2 separate regions of the Homo sapiens genome follow, and region 2 is linked to region 1. A link is a loop called in an ENCODE intact Hi-C map of the cell type or tissue named here. Cell type or tissue: PC-3. All regions are shown on one strand.

Region 1 (2,500 bases):
CAGACCAGTAAAACAGAACAGAGAAGACAGATTAAAGCCAAGTACTTGTGGCTAACTGATCTTTGACAAAGCATACAGAAACATAAATTAGGGAAAGGACACTCTATTCGATACATGATGCTGAGCAAACTGGCAAGACACATGTTGAAGAATAAAACTATATCCTCATTTCTCAGTGTATAATAAAACCAACTCAAGATGGATCAAAGACTTAAATCTAAGACCTGAAACCACAAAAATTCTAGAAAATAACATCGTAAAAACATCTCTGGACATTGGCTTAGGCAAATAATTCATGACTAAGACCCGAAAAGCAAATGCAACAAAAATCGATAAATGGGACCTAAATAAACTAAAAAGCTTCTGTACAGCAAAAGAAATAATCAGCAGAGTAAACAGACAACCCACAGAGTGGGAGAAAATACTCACAAACTATGCATCTGACCAATGACTAGTATCCAGAATCAACAAAGAACGCAAACAAATCAGCAAGAAAAAAACATATAATTCCATCAAGAAGTAGGCAAAGGACATGAATAGACTATTATCAAAAGAAGATATACAAACAGCCAACAAACATATTTAAAAATGCTCACCATCACGAATCATCAGGGAAATGCAAACTAAAACTGCAATGAGATACCACCTTACCCCGGCCAAAAAACAATAGATGTTGGCATGGATGTGGTGAAAAGGGAACACTTTTGTACTGCTGATCAGGAATGTAAATTAGTTCAACCACTGTGGAAAACAGTATGGCAATTCCTTAAAGAAATAAAAGTAGAACTACCATTTGATCTAGGGATCTCACCACTGGGTATTTACCCAAAGGAAAATAAGTCATTATATTAAAAAGACACATACACAAACTTATTTATAGAAGCACAATTCACAATTGCAAAGATATGGAACCAGACTAACTGCCCATTGACCAACAAGTGGGTAAAGGAAATGTGGTAAAAATACACCATGGAATATTACTCAGCCATAAAAAGGAACAACTAATCTTTTGCAGCAATTTGAATGGAGCTGGAGGACATTATTCTAAGTAAAGTAACTCAGAAATAGAAACCAAATATTTATGTTCTCATTTGTAAGTGAGAGCTAAGCTATGAAGACACAAAAGCATACGTGTGATAAAATGGACTTTGAAGTAGGGGAAGGTTGCGAGGGAAGTGAGGGATAAAAGAGCACATATCTGGTACAATCTACAATTCTCAGGTGACAGACACACTAAAATCTCAGAAATCACCACTAAAGATTGGCATTTGGATTGATTTCATATCTTAGCTATTGTGAATAGTGTTGCAATAAGCACAGAAGTGCAGACATGGCTTTGACATACTGATTTTATTTGCTGTGGATATATGCCCAAGAGTAAGTTTGTAGATCTTATGGTACTTTTGTCTTTAATGTTTTGAGAAATCTTCCTAATATTTTTCACAATGGCTGTACTAACATATTGTCTCACCAACAGTGTGTAAGGGTTCTCTTTTCTCTACATACTCCCCAACCGTGTTATGTTATAATTGTTGATAGTAGTTATTCTGACTGGAGTGATTTGATATCTCATTGTAGTTTTGATCTTCATTTTCATGATGATTACTAATGGCAAGCATTTTTTTCCACATATCTTTTGGCCATATTTGTGTCTCATTTTGAGAAAGGTCTATTCAGTTTTTTTGCCTACTTTTTAAATAGGTTATTTTGTTGTTGTTGAGCTGTTTGATTTCCTTATATATTATGCATATTAACCCTTTATCAGATGTATAGTTTGCAATCACAGTCTTCCATTTTGTAGGTTGTCTTTTTGCCTTGTTGATTATATCCTTTGCTATGCAGTAGTATTTTAGTTTTATATAATCCCAATTTTTTGTTTGTTTTGTTTATCTGTTTGCGTTTGTTGCAGATGCTTTCACGGTTTTCTCTAAAAATCCCGTTCTGCACCAATGTCATGGCTTTTCTCCTATGTTTTCTTCTGGTAGCTTCATAGTTTTGGGTCTTACATTTATGTATTTAATCCATTTTGAGTTAATTTTTGCAAATGGTAAGAGATAGAGGTCATTCTTCAGCATGTGGATATCCAGTTTTCCCAGTACTATTCATTGAAAAGACTGTTTGTTTCCCATTGCGTATACTTGACACCTTTGCTTAAAATCATTTGGCTTTAGATGCACAGGTTTATTTCTGGGATTTCTATTTTGTTTCATTGAGTATGTATTTGTTTTTATGTCTGTACCACACTGTTTAATAACTGCAGCTTTGTAGTATGTTTTGAAGTCAGGTAGTATGATGCCTTAGCTTTATTCTTTTTGCTAAAGATTGCTTTGGCTATTCAGTCTTTTGTGGTTCCATACCCATTTTACAAATTTTTTTCTATCTCTGCAAAGAACGACACTAGTATTTTGATAGGGATTGCATTGAGCTTATAGATTGCTTTTGGTAGTACTTTCATTTTATCAACATTAATTCTTCCAATCCATAAGCATTGGATATCTTT
Region 2 (2,500 bases), 210 kb after region 1:
AAAAAAGGGGAGAAAAGGCATTGTTTGCCAGTGTAAGCAATAAATTATAATGACTTGGTATGCAATAGTACCAGTTTCAGATGAAGGTATGTGTTAGATTTAAATCGAAGGCAACTTTTGGTGTCTTAAAGGAGGAGAGTTGGGACAGTTAGAAATGCATGCTGATTTCAAGGGATATCTACCAGGATATCTGTTTTCTTTGGAATTGTTTATCTCTTCTTTATCCTTTGTATCTATTGGGAGAGAGAGGACTTTACCATTCATTAATTACAAAATACTTGTTGTTCATCTTCACTGCATTTGTCTCTGTTAAATTAAGAGCTAGCTTCTGAAAAAAAATTAAAAATAACTTATTCAATCAGATTCATCTTCTGACTTTTATTGCAATTTATTGTCTTTGCATTATAGATAGTTACATAGGATTCTGAAATTTCTGAAACAATTAAGTATTTGGCTATAAGGAATATTAGAAAGAGTCAAGTAAGAGAAGAAAAGTTAATCATATCAAAAATATATAGATTGATGCAGAAACATCAAAAATGGTAACTCTTTTGTAAACTCCCTCAACATTAATCTACTAGATTATATCATACTTTAAAAATAACTAGGCCAGGTGCGGTGGCTCACGCTTGTAATCTCAGCACTTTGAGAGGTCAAGGTAGGTGGATCACAAGGTCGAGAGATCAAAACCATCCTGGCTAACATAGTGAAACCCCGTCTTTACTAAAAATACAAAAAATTAGGCAGGCATGGTTGCACGCACCTGTACTCTCAGCTACTCAGGAGGCTGAGGCAGGAGAATCACTTGAACCCGGGAGTCAGAGGTTGCAGTGAGCCAAGATCATGCCACTGCACTCCAGCCTGGACAACAGAGAGAGACTCCGTCTCAAAATAAATAAATAAATAAGTAAATAAAATAAGTGAAACATTTAATATTTATAATATTTGTTAGCATTAAAACTGTTTCACAAATAAGATGGTTGGATCTTGAAGAGTTTAACATCCACAAGTAGTCATAAAATAAGCATTTTATTAGATTAAAGTTGAATCATTCAATTCTTTCTATATCAAATCATCTTTTTTCTGATATATTTATTGTAATGTCATAAAATCATTTAAAAATATTTTTATAATACTTTATTTCAGGATATTTTCATTTTCTGTACTCCAGCATTAACTTTAATTTTCTTGCATTAAAAATCTATCAGAGATTAAACTATCAGAATTAAGCTAGATTATATTGTCTTTATCTTAATGACCAGAAAATGACAGAAATAGTGTCTCCTTCCTCTAAACCCATCTTACTAGGAGAGCAGTACCTTGTCATTGTTTTTAACCTCAAAGCTATATCAATTCTCTGGTTCTGAGTCCACCTTTCACCTCTTCATTCCACAGGAGAGAGGAATAGTGTTTGCTAATCTTCTGTATTTTGAAGGCAAAATATTCTACATGTGGATGCAATGGTTTTGCACATTTATAGAAGCTTTGATTGACTTCCAGCATTAAGTAGAAGTCAGAGCAAAACCAGATGCAAGAGATTGTGCTCTTTGATGTTTATAAACCAATGTATCTAATTTTACTACAAATATCTATAAAGGACGAAGGTATTGTATGAGGCCTGCAGAACTTACAGAGATGAGAATAAGAGTGGAGGCCCTCAGGATTTTGGAACAAATCCAAGGCCTTTTCACCAAAAACAAGTTACCTTTTGAGGAACAAAATGTGTCTCATTGCTGTGCTGTGGTAGAGATCAAACATTTGACCTTGGAATAACAGATAATCAGCAGCCGGGCGCAGTGGCTCACACCTGTAATCCCAGCACTTTGGGAGGCCAAGGTGGGTGGATCATGAGGTCAAGACATCGAGACCACCCTTGCCAACATGGTGAAACCCCATCTCTACTAAAAATATAAAAATTACCTGGGTGTGGTGGCATGCGCCTGTAGTCCCAGCTACTCAGGAGACTAAGGCAGGAGAATTGCTTGAACCCGGGAGGCGGAGGTTGTAGTGAGCCAGGATTGCACCACTGCACTCCAGCCTGGGTGACAGAGCAAGCCACCATGTCAAAAAAAAAAAAAAAAAAAAAAAAACATAATCAGCAAGTTCAGCCCTTTATCATGAAACTTATGCCACCATATCTACCAATTCACAAAGTTAATCATGTTCAGCATTTCATCATCAAATAGAAATTTCCAGCAAGGCCCAAAGGCACAAGTAATTTGTCTCAAATCCCCAGCATGCATATTTTTTTTCTACATTCCTTTCTCAACTAACTCCAATGGCCTCACAGGATATTAACTGAAAAATTTTGTCTGATTTAGAGTTAGCTTTGTGTCATATTCTGGAGACACTGTAAACCAATGTATATAGCCAGGAGAACACTATTTGCCCTTCAGTGGTACTCCTGAATGATACTTGAGAAGGAAAATATTCACAGTAGCTATAAACTCCCAAAGAACATGCAATTGTTTATACTGACTCATGGGCAATAACTCATAGT

The links. Peaks named below come from ENCODE experiments on the same cell type or tissue, not always from the same donor. Only the 100,000 strongest peaks of a DNase experiment are listed, where the experiment ranks them.
Region 2: a loop joins it to region 1, with 4 times the contacts of the local background. A loop is called at or near these places in 1 of 110 quality-filtered maps.

Annotation. Positions count from the first base shown.
Region 1 is chr3:145,411,401-145,413,900 of GRCh38, forward strand. No RefSeq gene overlaps it. Among named protein-coding and RNA genes, the nearest start is that of LNCSRLR, 660 kb to the right of the region's middle. In PC-3, no CTCF peak of the experiment used is centred here; no DNase peak of the experiment used is centred here; H3K27ac peaks cover 676 bases.
Region 2 is chr3:145,621,084-145,623,583 of GRCh38, forward strand. LOC105374144 (a long non-coding RNA gene) reads right to left here. Exons shown (of 4, transcript XR_001740944.1): 4 at 1,999-2,038. Among named protein-coding and RNA genes, the nearest start is that of LNCSRLR, 450 kb to the right of the region's middle. RefSeq lists a silencer at 2,379-2,500. In PC-3, no CTCF peak of the experiment used is centred here; no DNase peak of the experiment used is centred here.